Regions from separate parts of the Homo sapiens genome. Here all the other regions are linked to region 3. A link is a contact called in ENCODE Hi-C or POLR2A ChIA-PET data. All regions are on one chromosome and are shown on one strand. Each heading gives the region's core, a stretch centred on a gene start or an enhancer-like site at or near the end of the contact. The rest is flanking DNA. Distances are from core to core; before and after follow the strand shown. Region 1 holds the start of TOX4 (TOX high mobility group box family member 4). Region 2 holds the start of CHD8 (chromodomain helicase DNA binding protein 8). Region 3 holds the start of RNASE4 (ribonuclease A family member 4). Region 4 holds the start of METTL3 (methyltransferase 3, N6-adenosine-methyltransferase complex catalytic subunit).

What was found. A loop is a pair of places that touch in the nucleus more often than their neighbours do. ChIA-PET counts read pairs that join two places held with the same protein, here RNA polymerase II (POLR2A). Pooled maps may share reads with other maps.
Region 1: a loop to region 3 is called in a map of ascending aorta, with 13 times the contacts of the local background. The contact joins the promoter of TOX4 here to the promoter of RNASE4 in region 3. A Hi-C loop is called at or near these places in 3 of 168 maps with a recorded cell type or tissue (ascending aorta, naive thymus-derived CD4-positive, alpha-beta T cell and sigmoid colon), 1 of 37 single-sample maps with no recorded cell type and 18 of 50 pooled maps. POLR2A ChIA-PET finds 5 or more read pairs at or near these places in 3 of 52 experiments (A549, PC-9 and activated T-cell).
Region 2: a map of heart left ventricle shows a loop between it and region 3 (10-fold over the local background). The contact joins the promoter of CHD8 here to the promoter of RNASE4 in region 3. A Hi-C loop is called at or near these places in 3 of 168 maps with a recorded cell type or tissue (gastrocnemius medialis, heart left ventricle and naive thymus-derived CD4-positive, alpha-beta T cell), 2 of 37 single-sample maps with no recorded cell type and 14 of 50 pooled maps. POLR2A ChIA-PET finds 5 or more read pairs at or near these places in 3 of 52 experiments (A549, CD4-positive, alpha-beta memory T cell and activated B cell).
Region 4: a loop to region 3 is called in a map of heart left ventricle, with 9 times the contacts of the local background. The contact joins the promoter of METTL3 here to the promoter of RNASE4 in region 3. A Hi-C loop is called at or near these places in 1 of 168 maps with a recorded cell type or tissue (heart left ventricle), 1 of 37 single-sample maps with no recorded cell type and 13 of 50 pooled maps. POLR2A ChIA-PET finds 5 or more read pairs at or near these places in 1 of 52 experiments (HepG2).

The regions. Positions count from the first base shown.
Region 1 is chr14:21,475,205-21,479,769 of GRCh38, reverse strand. It overlaps TOX4 (TOX high mobility group box family member 4), which reads right to left and starts at 2,575. Exons shown (of 9, transcript NM_014828.4): 1 at 2,486-2,575; 2 at 2,206-2,274. The coding sequence starts at 2,491. RAB2B (RAB2B, member RAS oncogene family) reads left to right here and starts at 2,811. Exons shown (of 8, transcript NM_032846.4): 1 at 2,811-2,943; 2 at 3,171-3,242. The coding sequence starts at 2,898. RefSeq lists enhancers at 2,625-2,694, 3,275-3,394.
Region 2 is chr14:21,453,500-21,457,714 of GRCh38, reverse strand. It overlaps CHD8 (chromodomain helicase DNA binding protein 8), which reads left to right and starts at 1,592. Exons shown (of 38, transcript NM_001170629.2): 1 at 1,592-1,683. It overlaps LOC124903283 (a long non-coding RNA gene), which reads right to left and starts at 1,318. Exons shown (of 2, transcript XR_007064064.1): 1 at 1,238-1,318. RefSeq lists enhancers at 192-743, 1,020-1,069, 1,080-1,129, 744-1,295, 1,160-1,849.
Region 3 is chr14:20,683,273-20,687,462 of GRCh38, reverse strand. It overlaps RNASE4 (ribonuclease A family member 4), which reads right to left and starts at 2,903. Exons shown (of 2, transcript NM_002937.5): 1 at 2,705-2,903. It overlaps TRY-GTA5-5 (tRNA-Tyr (anticodon GTA) 5-5), which reads right to left and starts at 4,190; the gene lies at 4,102-4,190. It overlaps TRP-TGG3-2 (tRNA-Pro (anticodon TGG) 3-2), which reads right to left and starts at 3,447; the gene lies at 3,376-3,447. It also overlaps a transcript of ANG not described here. RefSeq lists enhancers at 2,612-2,751, 3,552-3,681, 3,822-4,011 and silencers at 2,982-3,101, 3,372-3,421.
Region 4 is chr14:21,508,862-21,513,042 of GRCh38, reverse strand. METTL3 (methyltransferase 3, N6-adenosine-methyltransferase complex catalytic subunit) reads left to right here and starts at 1,703. Exons shown (of 11, transcript NM_019852.5): 1 at 1,703-1,919. The coding sequence starts at 1,820. RefSeq lists an enhancer at 1,421-1,660.

The DNA.
Region 1 (4,565 bases), core at 1,326-3,825, 790 kb before region 3:
CCAATGTGAGATTTGCAACACTCAAATAATGAAATTTAAAAATGAAGATCTCACTTAGAAGAAAATGGCAACTAAGAGTGCAAAGCACCAAGCAGATTTTAGCTGTTTTTGTTTGTTTGTTTGAGATGGAGTCTCACTCGTTCACCTAGGCTGGAGTACAATGGCGCAATCTCGGCTCACTGCAACCTCTGCCTCCCAGGTTCAAGCGATTCTCCTGCCTCAGCCTCCTGAGTATCTGGGATTACAGGCGCGCACCACCACACCCGGCTAATTTTTGTATTTTTAGTAGAGATGGGGTTTCACATGTTGGTCAGGCTGGTCTCGAACTCCTGACCTCGTGATCCGCCCTCCTTGGCCTCCCAAAGTGCTGGGATTACAGGCATGAGCCACCGCACCCCGCCTCACCTGTTTTTTTAAAATTAATTATTATTATCTTTTATAGAGACAGAGTTTGATCACGTTGCCCAAGCTGGTCTAGAACTCTTGGGCTCATGCAATTCTCCTGCCTCAGCCTCCCAAACAGTTGGGATTACTGGCACGAGCTACTGTGCTGGGCCCAGATTTAGGTTTTATATCATTTCAAAGTTTGCTGCATACTAGATTCACACTTATCCTGCTTATGAGAATAATAAATAAAAGCAACAAAAAAGTTAAACTGGCACTGGGCACATTGGCTCATGCCTGTAATCCTAGCACTTTAGGAGGCTGAGGCGGGCAGATCACTTGAGGCCAGGAGTTAAAGAGCCTGGGTAACAGGGTGAAACCCCGTCTCTACAAAAATTCAAAAAAAAAAAAAAAATTAGCTGGGTGTGGTGGCGCACACCTGTATTCCCAGCTACTTGGGAGGTTGAGGCAGGAGAATCACTTGAGCCCAGGAGGTGGAGGCTGCAGTGAGCCAAGATCGTGCTACTGCACTCCAGCCTGGGCTACAGGGAGACTGTCTCAAAAAAAAAAAGAAAGAAAAAAAAAGTTAAACTAGCAACTGGCCCTTGTCAACCCCATTTTCATCCATGAAAACGTTAGGATTATAGGATAAGCCCATGCAACAGCCACTGACAATTCTTGGTAAAAAAAACTGATGCAAATGGTCCACACCACTTTTGAAAATAAATATAAAAGTCCTCAAAAAATGGCAGATGGTTCAAGACTTCAGTTTCTCAAAGACAGAAATTTTTGTCTGTTCCACCATTCTCTTTTGCCTCTCCCAAACAAGTGATACATATCTATATTATGACAATATTTCAACCAAACTTTTTTAACGAACACTTCAGGGTTTCATCATAACCTTTACTTCTACTTTAAAACAGCATAAGAAACTATAATTACAGCTGTTTGACAGCTGGGGAAACTGTGACATACAAAGATGAAGTAATGTGCCCAACGTCTGAGTCACTGGCAAATTGAAACACATGTCCTACTCAACTCTTTTATATTCTCTAGCAGCTATTTCCTTTCCTCCTGACATTAGCAAAACAAGCTGACACCATGTAGGTAAAGGTAACCACAAATTTTTTATCAAAGTAGGAAATTTAGGCCGGGCGCAATGGCTCAGGCCTGTAATCCCAGCACTCCGGGAGGCCGAGGTGGGTGGATCACCTGAGGTCAGGAGTTCGAAACCAGCCTGGCCAATATGGTGAAACTGCCATCTCTACTAAATATACAAAAATTAGCCGAGCGTGGTGGCGCACGCCTGTAATCCCAGCTACTCGGGAGGCTGAGGCAGGAGAATCGCTTGAACCCAGGAGACAGAGGTTGCAGTGAGCCGAGATCGCACCACTGCACTTCAACCTGGGCGATAAAGCGAGACTCTGTCTCAAAACAAAAGAAAACCAATAAGCTCCTCCCCTCAACCCCAATTTCTTCAGCTGCTGAAACATTTTCTTTCCACTGCGATCCCCTAAGATTACTGTAGCTATTTCTCCCCAGAGAAAGGAGACAATTCCACTCTGTCTTCTAATCCAGAATCCCTTTTCTCTTTAAACAGGTTATCTCTTTCCAATACCTTGCTTTCTGATGACAGCAACTTCCCAAGACTTCCCCAGATAGTCCCCACAGGCTCTAGAAGCAACCGCCACTTTTCTCTAAACACCAATTGCGGCCCTTGGTTCCCAGCCCCCGTCCCCGGAGTCCGTGCTCTCCTCCCCACTACCCTACCCCACCGCTGCCTCAGGCCCTACCCCCGCGGCGTCGGCAGCTCTGGCTCACCTCGGCCCCTGACAGGAAGGGGTGCGAAGGCCCTGTGATCGTCAGGTAATTGTCATTTCCTCCGGGAAACTGGAAACCAAAAGAAAGTCGCGGGGATAAGTTAGGGGGAGCAGGGAGTCAGCTTGGAGCGATGGCTTTTGACCCTGACATTCTGACAACACTCCCCAAACCCCGCTCTCTCTCCTCTCCCGTCAGTCGCCTCTCCGCCCGGCTTCCCGTCCCTGCTTCAACCCGGTCGGCCGCGTTCTCTCGCCAGCCTTCTTAGCTATCAGGTTCCTACCTCCATCTTCACACAACCGCTCCCACCGTCTCAGACCCTCATCGCTCCCACCGCCCCCACTGGACTCGGAACTGCCGTCACTTCCGCAAGGACGTGTGTTCTCTCTGCTGATTGGAAGGAGCGCCGTGGGGCTGCAGAGAGTCAGGCGCTGGGCTATCGCCCCCTGGAGTTTGGAGGGATAAGGGCATGTAGAAGTGCTAGAAGCGTCCCTGGAGGTGGCGTAGGGTACTCCCGACCTAAGGATGATTCCGGGGAGTGCAATAGAGACGTGATCTGGGCTAGAGGAGCCGGAGGGGCGGGGGAGCGGGGGGAAGGGGGAGAAGAAGAAGATCGGTAGATTGAGTGGCTAGAGAGGTCGGAGGTAAGTGGCTATAGAAGTCGGGCGGACCCGGAACCCAGAGGACGCGACACCATGACTTATGCTTATCTCTTCAAGTATATCATCATCGGAGACACAGGTAACCCTCAGGTGGTTCGCCTTCAAGGCTCGGGCGGGCATTCGAAGCTCCCAAATTGGGTGGCGGGGGCGGGGCTCACTTTGTGGGCTGGGCGATTCGAGACGGGCGGGGCGGTTCGGGGCGGCCGGGGGCGGGGCTCGGGAGCCCCCCTTCTCTGGTCCGGGAAGTCCATACTCTGGAAGGTGTTCCAGGGCTGCGTGATTCCGGGAGTGTGCTTTCTCTTTCAGGTGTGGGGAAGTCATGTCTCCTCCTGCAGTTTACAGATAAGCGGTTCCAGCCTGTCCACGACCTCACAATAGGTAAGTGCATCTACTTGTTCCAGAACAGATGATAAAACCTGACTAGCTAAATTGCTAAAGTGGAAAGTTAGCAGCCTTCAGTGTTCGAAGTAAAAAGTTACCCCTCACTACTTTAAACTAGTCCAAACTTATGTTAATGAAGTGACCAATGAAACGTTGATATGTGGGGAGTAGTGTAAGGGAGAGTATATAATTGAAAGGTAACTTTTTAGAGTGTGAGGTATAGACTCGTCATATAATTTTTTTTCAAATACAATTTGTATGTTTATGGAAAATCCCACGAAAGCATAACTGCTTATTTATGAACTCATCTGTGCTTTGAGGTAAATTAATACCAGCCTTACTTTTAAAAAGTAAACACCAATACATGGACATTTTTTATATTGGTGAAGAAGCAAATTGAGGAGTCATCCCTGCCTTAGAATTAATAGGCAAATAAAACTAAAAACTTTCCTTTTAAATGAAAGAGTGTGTTAACAGTTCCTCAAACGCACTGGCGATCCTGGAAAATATTAACCTTTCCCACACGTTTGTGATAAGGCATGGCCTGAAGAGGCTTTTAACTACCCCCTCTTCGTTATCTCCGTAACCCCAGTCCAAATAAACAACATATATGAAACTAGCTTTCTTGCCATGCAAATGCAGTTTCTAAATAAACCCCTACATCCCCATTCTTACCATATTGCTACTTCCAAGTCCCACCTGTATGGAAACCTGAAGCTACCACTGTTCCTAACGGATTTATTTAGAGTCAAATAATTGATGGGGTTAGAAAAGGATTTGGCAGTATCAACTAAAAGGTATTTTAAAGGGAATATTGAGCGAATTCTCACTTTGCGATAGGGGCTAATGATACAATGCTTAACAAGGCAACAATGCTTAATTGTGCCTCTGGCAATTATTGGAAATGTAAAATGTATTGTTAAAAAAATTAGGTGGGCGTTGTGGCGTGTGCCTGTAAGGTACTTACTTGGGAGGCTGAGGCAGGAGAATCACTTGAACTCAGGAGGTGGAGGCTGCAGTGAGCTGAGATCGCACCACTGCACTCCAGCCTGGGTGACGGAGCGAGACTCCATCTCAAAAAAAAAAAAAAAAAAGTATTGTTTCTGAGAACCTATTTCTTAGGCTCTTTTCTTAAAGAAAAACATCTGGAATTGCAAAAAAATAAATATTGTTTTAAGTAGAGACTAAAGAGTGACTGAGAAAGTGTCAGGAAATATTTCCAAAATTTTTAGTTTTTTGGAAAAGTTACAAAACTAAATGTTACCTAACCAAATTTAAGCATTAACCTAACATTGCTAAAAAAGTATTCACCTTTTTAAA
Region 2 (4,215 bases), core at 343-2,842, 770 kb before region 3:
CTGTCTTGGCTGACAGATTTTGATACACAGGGAAATGTATTTGGCCAAGTCTTTTTTTTTTTTTTTTTTTTTTTTTTTTTTTTTTTGAGATGGAATTTCGCTCTTGTTGCCCAGGCTGGAGTGCAGTGGTGAGATCTTGGCTCACCACAACCTCCGCCTCCTGGGTTCAAGCGATTCTCCTGCCTCAGCCTCCCGAGTAGCTGGGATTATGGGTGTCTGCCACCACGCCCGGCTAATTTTTTTTTGTATCTTTACTAGAGACGGGGTTTCACTATGTTGGCCAGGCTGCTCTCGAACTCCTGACCTCAGGCGATCCACCCGCCTCAGCCTCCCAAAGTGCTGGGATTACAGGCGTGAGCCACTGCGCCCAGCTTAAGGCCGAGTCTTATCACTCATATGACTTCTTGATGTCTCTGAGCTCCTATCATGTAAGACCATGCAATTATGTTACTCCTTGAGAAATTCCTTTAATAATCTGGAAGGATTCCCTCACTCACAACTTTAAAAAAGATTTCTTGGCCAGGAATGGTGGCTCATGTCTGTAATCCCAGCACTTTGGGAGGCCGAGGTGGGCGGATCACTTGAGGTCTGGAGTTCGAAACCAGCCTGACCAACATGGCGAAACCCCGTCTCTACTAAAAATACAAAAATTAGCTGGGCGTGGTGGCGGGAGCCTGTAGTCTCAGCTACTCAGGAAGCTGAGACAGGAGAATTGCTTGAACCCGGGAGGCAGAGGTTGCAGTGAGCCGAGATCGCCCCACTGCACTCCAGCCTGGGTGACCGAGCGAGACTCCATCTCAAAAAAAAAAAAAAAAATTAGGCCTTTAAAAAAAAAAAGGAATTCCTCCTTAAGTCCTGTTCTTGATTTCCAACTGATTCACAGTGCCCCTACTGGAAAATTTGCAGTGAATCCTAAAGCTTAGTAGCACCTATAATAGATACATGTCCTGATATTTTGAGTGAGGTGTCCATAAAGGATTACCCTAGGAAAGTGCAACTTTCACTCTCATTAGAAGAATTAATTTTTGCTTATTTGATTTGTTAAAATTGCTTTACTCCTACAGTTAAGTGAGAGGGTGGTGGTGGTTGTTGCCCGTAACCACATACGGCATTACTCCAGGGTTTCACGTCGTGACTGAGGGGCCTCCTAAGTGTATACAGCAGAGTATGTTCGGGCTGGACCTAGATAGTCGGACAGAACACCGACAGGGTCTTCACATTCTTTAAGCACTCTCACCCAGTCCCGGAGTCCGAGCCAAGATGGCTTCCCAGAAGTAGGTAACTAAGTGTTGTTTTAGTTCACAGCGCCCCCAATGGCGGGGGTCAAAAAAAGATGCCGAGGGGCCTGGCCGCCTGTGAACTGAGTCGTCAGAGGCGAGCCGCCGCCAGATTTTATTTTCAATCAGGCATATTTGTGGTCGCCTACGTACCCTTCTCATCCTCCTAGGACCTTCCACCCTCAAGAGACTTCCTGGATGGCGCTCACACTAGCTCGCTGGAAGAGGCCGGGCTTCGGTGCTGCCATTGGCGGATGGGAGCGCAGGGGGGCGGAGCCTAGGGAGAATGGACTACTAGCAAGCTAGATTGAGGCGAGGGCTGGCCATGCTCCGCCGGAAGGCGCCTTGTTCTCGGAGAGGGTGAGTTGAAACGCTGCCTGGAAAGGAAGTACCAGGACTTGCACAGGTAGGCTTCCCGCTCGCACCCGCTCCTCAGTGCTGGGCCAGGAGTCAGCAAAAGCTGAGGCTCTCAGAGATTTGATTTAAGTAACTCCTTCTCCTCTCTCTTCCACCCCCTGCTCGCCCCCCAGTTGTGAGGGATCAGGTGCGGGGTGATGCTCCGGACTGAACCAGTCTCCTTTGTGAGAGGCCGGGGGAGAGGGTGGCTGCCGGGCCGCGGGGTCCGAGCCGGGCCGAGCCGCGAGGGACTGCTTGGGACGCTGTGGAGTTTTCAGGGCTTGTCATTGCATTACTGGGCGTAGTGTAGATTGGAGGCGGCGCCTTGTTCTCCTCTCTTCAGAGAAGGGAAAACTCCTCGGCCCCGTTTGGTTACTCCATACTTTGGATTCAGAAATAGGTGGTTAGGGTTTTCTACTTCTTTTTATTTTTTTTTCTTCTGTATTTTAATAATAAAGGTGGGTAGGAAAGCATGGGGTAAGCGTAAGCAGATTGTTACTCATTCTCAGGTGTAAGTTCTGTGGGTCTCCTGGCAGTGAAGAGCAGGCTGTTGGAGAATGTTTAGAGATGGTGGGAAGAGAGGAGCTCAAGCCTTGCATCCTCCTTGACAGGTCTGCAGAGCTCACTGGTTTTCCGTTGCATTATGTAAACTCGTCACTGATAGAAGACCCTTCCCCCTGCTTTGGAACGAATGCAGTTTATTTACCTGTCTCTAGTGTCGCAGGGAATTTCCCTGCAGCAGCTGTATAAATGCAGCAGCCTCTTGCTTTTTAAGGGACAGTCTTGAAGCGGTTAGGGTCTTCACAGAAAAGGTATATAGTGGACCCATCTCTTTCGTATGGCTAAGCAAAGTGAGCCAGAAGTCAAAGATTTAGAACTCTGTCTTTTTCTATTAAAGAATAAACAGCGGAGCGCCCCAAACACAAGCCAGGGGAGCTGCCTTATCAGTGTCTGCTGCATCCTACCATCACAGCGGCGTCTACAGATCGTTTCATCTCCATGCTTTTCTGAGTTTGTCGACTCAGTCAAGGATTCTCAGCCTAGGTTAGCATATGCTGAAGTCATCTGGTGTGGGGCACATTACATATCGAAAGTGAGTTTGTGATTTGAATCGTGTCCTGTGTTAGTTAATTAGATCGTGTCTTCTGCTTAGGAATTTCTTTTGTATTGGTCATCCAATAGGTTTCAGAACAAATTCTAGTCAACCTCATAGAGCAAGATATGAGAAACTTATTTCAAGTACTTTGGAATTATCCCAACCCTTAAAAAAAGAGTTATGATAAGAAAAACATTTTCCATGTAAGAAGACCTTCTGCTGCAAGAGAGGCGTGTCAGTGGATCTGAAGGCAAGTGAAAGATATTGGCCAAAGAGAGAGTAGGCAAGTTTGAAGAGACAGGCTTAGGAGAAAGTTTAAAACTGAAATAGTGGCTCACGCTTGTAATCTCAGCACTTTGGGAGGTGGAGGCGGACGGATCACTTGAAGTCAGGAGTTCGAGACCAGCCTGACCAACATGGTGAAACCCCGTCTCTAAAAGTACAAAAAATACAAAAAAAAATTAGCCGGGCATGGTGACGCGTGCCTGTAGTCCCAGCTACATGGGAGGCCAAGGCATGAAAATCGCTTGAACCCTGGAGGTGGAGATTGCAGTGAGCCAAGATCGTGCCCCTGCATTCCGGCCTGGGCGACACAGCCAGAGGATAGCAAAGGAGTAATGGATTGGGATAAGGGATATAATGGAACAGTGTATGAGTACTTGAACAGTTTTTGTATTCTCCATGTTTGATCTGTCCTGTGCATCTGCTCTTTTGGTTTTGTCAGTTTTCTTTTCTTTTCTTTTCTTTTCTTTTCTTTTCTTTTCTTTTCTTTTCTTTTCTTTTTTTTTGAGACGGAGTCTTGCTCTGTCACCCAGGCTGGAGTGCAGTGGCAGGATCTCGGCTCACTGCAACCTCCGCCTCCCAGGTTCAAGTAATTCTCCTGCCTGAGCCTTCCGAGTAGCTGGGATTACAGGCGCCCGCCACCATGCTTGGCTAATTTTTTTTTTTATTTTTAGTAGAGACGGGGTTTCACCATATTGGCTAGGCTGGTCTTGAACTTCTGACCTCGTGATCCTCCCGCCTCGGCCTCCCGAAGTGCTGGGATTACAGGCATGAGCCACTTTTCTAAGCAAAATTACCACTTAAGATTAAGTTGTGGGTGTCAAAACTGTGTTTGCTTACTGAAGAAATAAGATTTGATATTCTCATATGTGAAAGGACTGTAACATTCAGATGAATGCTAAATGCTTTAGTGAACTGTTTGTCTACAGCTCTGGAAGAGTTAAGCTATCTTCTGAGCTTACATTGAGCCTAATACTTGGGAGGAAAACAGAAGACAAACATTTCTCTCGAGTCTCCACTTTCACCTCTAGAATCTCTCTACTTCTGGAGTTGGATTTGAGCCAGTCCTTGATCTGCAGGTCTTCGCATGACCTGTCCTTACATTACTGTGACCATTGTGGTATAATATTTACTATTTTACCTTTAGCATTTGATTCATTGACA
Region 3 (4,190 bases), core at 1,654-4,153:
GAAGCACCAATTCAAGCACCGACTCACACAAACAGAGCAGCCTCTGATTTTAGAGTTCTGCAGTAGTGCTGAGGTGGGGCAACCAGCAGCCTCTGAATATAGTTAGGTCCCTTCTCTGCCTCTGGGCCTTCACTGGACAACCTTTGGAGGATACACAATCTGCCCACAATGCAAAAAGACAGTTTTATGTTTTTCTTTTAAACTTGGCACAAGGAAGTTTTGTTGAAATGAAAAGTAGGGTTTGGGGGAAAAATTACTATTTCATTAGAATGCATCTAAGCACTTAGTCATTTGTGTTTAAAATACAACAAGGAATTATATTCTATGATTAAGGAACATCACATCTTTGTCAGTAATTTTAATACAAATGAAGGAATCGCCAATTGCAAAAAACCTCATATATTTTTTAAATGTTCAGACAGCTTTAACTTGAAAGTCATTCCCCTTTCCTGGAGATTTTTTTCTCTCTCTCCCTCAAGCCAATAATGTCCCTGCACACAGACACGGGATGCACGGGTCCTGTTTCCAAGGACCCTAGTGTTAGAGCACTTTCCTCCTTCATACAGAGTATATATGTATCATTCTGTCTTAGGACTAATTATAAAATTAGATGATGGGAAGAATGGACTAAATAATTTCTATATTTCTTTATTATTCTAACACTTTAGGTCTATAAGCATGAACTTATTCAATAACGGAAGTAACAGGTAAAGAAGGAAAAGCACACGTGGCAAGAAGAACCACGTCTCCAGGAAGAGGCAACACTACTGATTGAAGGACAGTGGGGACAAAGTCCTGCTGACATGCCTGTATTTCCAAACAAAGACAAAAATTAAACATTTGCTTTTCAACCAACTCTGGGCTTTGTGCCCACTCACTCTTTGTTCCCATTCCCTCTTTCCCAAGTATTTCATGGCATTCTTCCGGGAATAACTGTTTACAGAGAATTACAGAGAATCTGCTTAAATACAGATTCAATAAAAACTCCTAAAGAAAGGTTTCACTGACCTTCATTGGTCCACTTTTTTATCCAGCTACTTTAATTTGAGTCACAGTGACCAATGCTTCCAACAATAACTTGACAAACCTCTTACTCTTGCCTGCTTATAACCTGATTATCTGTTTTCAACAATAGCTAAAGCCATTCCTCTTTTCCTGGAATGATTTTTTCCATCCTCTCTGCCAAACGATAGTTCATCTCCACATTACTAGAGTGCCTCATGTCCTGTTACTAACATCGTACCACTCCATGGAGTCATAGAACAAGAGTGGGAGGGGCCTCTGAGACTCTGTCCACCCCTCATATTAAAGAAGAGCCAACTGAGGAACAGAGAAAGAGACATGTATTGCCCAAGGAACTCATTGCATTCGCCGGCCTGGAAGCTTTCCAATGCACCACACAATTTTTTTTTTTTTTTTTTTTAAGACGGAGTCTTGCTCTGTCACCCAGGCTAGAGTGCAGTGACGCAATCTCTGTTCACTGTAACCTCCGCCTCCCAGGTTCAAGAGAGTCTCCTGTCTCAGCCTCCCGAGTAGCTGGGGTTACAGGTGCTCACCACCGTGCCCGGCTAATTTTTGTATTTTTAGTAGAGACGAGGTTTCACCATCTTGGCCAGGCTGGTCTCGAACTCCTGATCTTGTGATGCACCCACCTCGGCCTCCCAAAGTGCTGGGATTACAGGCATGAGCCACCGTGCCGGGCCCACACAACTTTTATATTCCATACTAGTACTTTCTAGACAATCAGAGCTAACTTTAAAGGGGCCACTGAAAGTTGCTGTTCGAAGGAAACCTACATTGACTATTACCATAAATTCAAAAATTATTTTACTCTGCTTGTCATCAGTAAAAGAATTGCTTGAATTGAAGCGTATGTAATAAACCTATCCTCTTGCAAAACTTGTTAGTGGCTCTGTGGTTAAGTAAGTCTTGAATACCTGAGGCTGCTTCTGGGAAGGTGGTCCTGTGCCACAGATAATGATGTCCCTTGGGTTTCTACTGATTACATTATGACTTGATTATAAGATTTTTACTGTCACGAGGGAGGGTCTTGGCTCATCTGAGATTTCCCTAGCCCCCTGAGTGGTGCTGAAATTGTTTTAATAAAGATGTTGCGCTTTACTCATGTGCTGCTATTAGCATTTGACGTGCTGTCTCAGAGCGAGAAAACGGAGGATCCCAACCTTCCAGTAGGAAGGCTTAGAGAAGAGGCTGTTGGCAAGTGTCTCTAAGAATTGCACAACACTGGCTGAGGGTGGGTTAAGGGTGAGGAGGCAGAGGAGAGTAAACAGAAAACACCGATCCCCAAATGTTAGTTACGCTTGCAAAAAACTAAGGCCTGCTTCAAAAAGCTGGTGATTAGCCTGAATAACTAGCAAAGCTTTCTTAGTTGTGGGCAAGTGCAGGCCTCCTAGGGCTTCCCTTAGGTTCGGCGATTCTGTGGTCCCCCTCCAAGCCTACTAATCAATAGAAGCTGGCATCTGTGCCCAGCTGCGCAAAGTAAACCTGAGTGGGAATGTAAAGTCGTTAACTCATACAAATACGGGACTTTCACGTCCCTCCCCATTCCTCCCTCTCCAGCCCCGTCCCGCAAACTCCTCCCCAAGGAGTCCCAAGCTGCCTCTACTAGGAAAGGACTCCCCGGCCTAAACGCCCCTTATGAAGCTACCAGAGAGGAGGAGGAGGAGCAGGAGTGTGAACCTACCTCGGCCTCAGAACAAGTCCGCAGAAACGGGCAGGACAATGGAAAGAAGTTTTGTTTCTCACCCGCTTCTTCCTCCCTAGTACGATGATGGGGAGCCGGTAGAAAACGCAAAGATGTTCTTTTGAATCCTGCTTTGCATCTAGGTGGGGTTGGCGTCCTTGTGTGAGTGTGTGTACACGGACGGAGATGGGGGCGTGGTGAGGTGTGGAGGGTCGGCGTGCCAGCCTCTGCGTAGTTGGGACCGCGCCCCGCTTCTCCGAGGAGGCCCCTCCCGCCTGGATCCGCCCTTGGAGCTGGCGCCGCAGCAGCACCCGCCCCAGGGGCCGCAGGGGCAGCCCAGGCAAAGAACGAGCCTGGGATCCGCGCTCCTTCCTCAGCTGGACCCCAACGGGCAGCAGCCGCGAGAGCACTGCCTCCACGGAGAGCAGATGGCGGGAAACTGGCTTCTGCTCCCAATTGCCAGGCGGCCCTTCAGAGACTACCCCTGGCTGAGCGTCCAGGAACCCATGAAACTTGGTCTTGACACTGGTCGACAGCACCATCTGCCACGTACTTATTCGCTGCTGCTTTCTTTGGCAGGACAGCCCATCGCGAGACAGTTTGTGTTTCAAATTTAACGGAGACTTTTTTTCAGTAGTTGACAAAAGGGGGTGGAAAAACAGTAGCCACGAGGGCTCGTCCGGGATTTGAACCCGGGACCTCTCGCACCCAAAGCGAGAATCATACCCCTAGACCAACGAGCCACTGTAGCTGAGTGGTGCTTCCTATCACTCTGAATTTCTCTTTTCCGCCTGCTGTTCTGAAGGTTTTTTGTTTTGTTTCTTTTCCTCTGTTGTGACATTTCCCTTAGGCCTTATTTAGTTATTCCTTCCATCTTCACCAAGTTTCAAGTGTGGCTTATTCTCTGGCTTATTCTCCTCGATCCAGATGCAGGATGGGGTGAAGGAAGGCAGCTTTTTAGACTTTAGGTCACATGCTTGTGTCTCACTGAGCCCGGGGAGCGATTTAAGCCCGCTAGGGCCTGGAGGGAACCTGGAGGGGGCTGAAATAGAGATCGAGGGCCAGAGCTGAGCTCGGTTGCAAGGCTGTAGGGTACTGAGCCCCAGGACAGACGCGCGATACGTATATATCTGCCGGCCTTTGGACTTAACGTAGAAGCCAAAATATAACACACTTCGGTAAGACAACAGTGCCTTCCCCCAACGGTGGGACGATTCGGGTCTACTATCTTTCAGAAAGGTAACCAACTTTTCAAGACGCGATTAACGCAGCCCACCTCGCGGCTAAGCTGTTTCCTTCGGACAAGGGTGAGAGACAGAAACAGATTTGATCACGTCAAGATACAGAGATTTTTTGCACAAACGAAGAGCAACCGTAAACCCCAAAACAGCAGCGTCTCCTTCGAGCCGGAATCGAACCAGCGACCTAAGGATGACCACACATTAAGTACTACAGTCCTCCGCTCTACCAGCTGAGCTATCGAAGG
Region 4 (4,181 bases), core at 454-2,953, 830 kb before region 3:
CCAAGCCGGTGGCTCATGCCTGTAACCCCAGCACGTTGGAAAGCCAAGGCAGGCTGATGAGCTAAGGTCAGGAGTTCAAGACCAGCCTGGCCAACATGGTGAAACCCCATCTCTATTAAAAATACAAAATTAACTGGGCATGGTGGCAGGTCCCTGTAATACCTGCTACTAGGTAGGCTGAGGCAGCTAGAATCCAGGAGGTGGAGGTTGCAGTGAGCTGAGATCACACCACTGCACACCAGCCTGGGCAGTAAGAATGAAACTCTGTGTCAGGCCAGGCTCGGTGGCTCACGCCTGTAATCCCAGCACTTTGGGAGGCTGAGGCAGGGGGGCAGATCGTAGGGGCAGATCACGAGGTCAGGAGTTCGAGACCAGCCTGGCCAACATAGTGAAACCCTGTCTCTACTAAAAATAAAAAAAATTAGCCAGGTGTGGTGGCACGCGCCTGTAATCCCAGCTATTCGGGAGGCTGAGGCAGGAGAATCGCTTGAACCCAGGAGGCGGAGGTTGCAGTGAGCTGAGACCACGCCATTGCACTCCAGCCTGGGTGACAGAGTGAGTGAGACTCCATCTCAAAAAAAAAAAAAAAAGAAAATGTGTCAAAAAAAGAAAGAAAGAAAGGATTGTAGGAAAAACCACCACCACCAACCTTGTATTTAAGTTTACTACACATACAGAAAAGTGCACACCAAAATGTTCAGCTCAATTACATTTCACAAACTGAACACACTCATGCAGGTAGCTCTCATAACAAAAAACACAACGCAACCAGGACCTCAAAGCCCTCTTAGTGTCGGAACCCGATTTTAATAGATTACACGTACTTTGTAAATTTAGCCTAAGAGAGAGATCACGTATTTGAAGACCTCTCGGATTTTTCCTTCATCAGCCCTCCCCACTTCCCCACGCCTCGTCAACACAAAGAAGCATGCCCGCACCCACCACCGCCCCCTCCTCACCTCAGATTGGGGACCACCGTTGTGTTTTTTATTTTTTTGTAAATGAACGCATGGAAACAAACCAACACCACCTTCAGTGGAAAAGGTATGTTAGTACCAAACTGTCAAAAGGAACTAGTGATCCTTCATCTTAAAAATCTGTACTATGGCCGGGTGTGGTGGCTCACGCCTGTAATCCTAGCACTTTGGGAGGCCAAGGAGGGCGGATCACGAGGTGAGGAGTTCGAGACTGGCCTGGCCAACACAGTGAAACCCCGTCTCTACTAAAAATACAAAAAATCTGCCGGGCGTGGTGGCGGGCGCCTGTAATACCAGCTACTCGGGAGGCTGCGGCAGGATAATCACTTGAACCCGGGAGGTGGAGGTTGCTGTGAGCCGAGATCGCGCCATTGCACTCCAGCCAGGGCGACAGAGTGAAACTCCGTCTCAAAAAAAAAAAAAAGAAAAAAACCCCCAAAACTGTACTATATGGTGTTGCTCTCTACGAGTGCTACTTTAACACAAGTCAACTCTCAGGACTCCTCTCCGAATATTCAACATGGCCGCATGCGCGTCTATAAGCAACATGGCCGCTCTGCCAGTCACCAACATGGCAACCACAGCCTCACTGTGTCCGGAAGCATGAGAGAGCGGGTATGAGGACTATACCGGCCGCTCTGCCAACACCTAACGTGGCTCTTTATAGCTTCCAAGAAAGCGCGACACCGGAAATGACTTTTCTGTCTTGCTCAGCTCCAGGGGTCATTTTCCGGTTAGCCTTCGGGGTGTCCGCGTGAGAATTGGCTATATCCTGGAGCGAGTGCTGGGAGGTGCTAGTCCGCCGCGCCTTATTCGAGAGGTGTCAGGGCTGGGAGACTAGGATGTCGGACACGTGGAGCTCTATCCAGGCCCACAAGAAGCAGCTGGACTCTCTGCGGGAGAGGCTGCAGCGGAGGCGGAAGCAGGACTCGGGGCACTTGGGTGAGGCACTGGGCTGTTGGGGCCGAGGCTCAACCGGGGAGGACGGGCGGGATCCCTAGAGAAAAAGCTCCAGAGTCACTGCCCTTTACCAAACGGCCATTTCTATAAAGCCTCGTACATTGGTACTCCCTCTCCACCTTCAGCAGCAGACGTTCGCCCTTCTGCAAGTAGTTCGCGGTTCCTCCTCACGCTGGGCCTCGGTTCTTCCAGCTCACTTTTACCGGACGGACGCTTGAGCCCCACCCTCGTCCGCCTTGCCCACTCCTCTTCAGACTGCGAGGACGTCGCCTTTGTGAGGCTGCTCAGCCCCCTATCCCGCGAAGCAGCAAGAACCCCTTTTTGTTGCTGCTTTGGCGCTTTGTTCCCTCAGTTATAACGACTGTTTTGTAGTGGTCATTTCTTGGCAGCTGTGGGTACAGTAAGCGAGGAATGAACCTTTATATCCGCAGTGCCCAATTTAGTGGCCCGTACAGAGTGGCACTGGGTGTTTCTGAATGAGTACCCCTACCGGCATTGACTTAGCCATTTACATACCTAGCAGGAATCTGAAAACATTTGTGTTTGGTTTCCAAACTTTTTCTCTTCTCCTGTTGCCCCCGTGTCACGATCATAAAACTTGAAGGAAATTTAAAAGATTAAATTCACTGTTATCCACTCCCTACCCTCAGGACAAACTCTGAATTATTTAAGGCAAACTAGTAACAAAGCTCTGCAAAAATAGTGACTCAGTATCACCTTTGTGGTAGATTGTTCCAATATTTGTCAGTATCTTCAACTGCATCTCTAAATCTTGTCTAGATCATGTTAGGTTCATGTGCTCGTATTCTGGCCCCTAGAAATAGAAGATGCACTGGCAGGATCCTCCCACCTAATTAATTACCTTTCTTGAGTATCTACAGTGTTCATGGGTCTAATTAGACAAAAATAAGGAAGAAATTGCCCCTGTCCTCAAGAAGTTTAAAAAGCATAGGATTCAAGGGGAGACGCTTACAAAAAGTGAGGAATATGATAAGATATATGTACGAAACCAAATGAATGAATCTACAGTCTGTACAATGAAGAGAAGTAACAAGAGCTGGTGTAGGTAGTGAAGCCATCAAAACCATCATAGTGGAATTGGCACTTGAATTTGGCCTTTATGGCTATATAGGACCTAGATAATTAAAGAGGTAAGAGGGGAGGATAGTGGAGTAAGAAGTGCAAGTCATATGGTCAGGCAATAATTAGTAGTCAAGTCTCAGAGTAGTTCCTGAATTACCTAAGAGGGAGAATTTTTTTTCCCTTGCTCTAGAAACTTCATTGATTTATTTATAGATACAATTTTTTGTTTTGTTATGTTTTTTCCCCTATTCTTTGGTTTCCTGTTTTGAAACTTTTTAAAAATGTGCATAAATGATGCCAACGACTTTTTTTGCTTTTGTTTTTGAGATAGCGTCTCTCACCGTTGCCCAGGCTGGAGTGTAGCAGTCCTCCCGGCTCATCCTCCTGAGTAGCTAGGACTACAGGTGCATGCCACCATGCCTGGCTAATTTTTAACTTTTTAATAGAGATATGGTCTCATTATGTTGCCCAAATTTGTCTTGAACACCTGGCATCAAGCTGTCCTCTTGCCTAAGCCTCCCAAAGTGTTTGAATTACAGGTGAGAGCCACCATATCCAGCCTATTTAATTTTCCTGTGGAGTCTTTTCCCATTCAGCAATGGCAGTTGCAAAAGGGGACCTGAGGATCAGGTAGTTGTTTGTTTCAACAAAGTGATCTGCAAAATTATTTAGTTAGTTAGTTAGAGACAGGGTCTCCCTCTGTCACCCAGGCTGGAGTGCTGTGGCATGATCATGGCTCACTGCTGCCTTGACTTCCCGGGCTCCAGCGATCCTCCCACTTCAGCCTCTCAAGTAGCTGGGGCCACAGGCGTGTGCTACCATGCCCAGCTATTTTTTGTATTTTTGGTGGAGAAGGGGTTTCACCATGTTGCCCAGGCTGATCTCTAACTCCTGAGCTCAAGCAATCCACTCACGTTGGCCTCCCAAAGTGCTGGGATTACAGGCGTGAGCCACCATGCCTGGCCTACAAAATTAACTTTTAAAAAGCCGCTATATTGGTGTACTACATCATTGACTACTTTGTGTTCACCTTTCTGTCGTTTTTGTGACAGGCCATCCTCTATCTGTGGTGTTGTTTGTTGTTTCTTGGTTTTAATTGTTCCTCATCATACTTATTTATTTATTTTTGAGATGGAGTTTCGCTCTTGTTGCCCAGGCCAG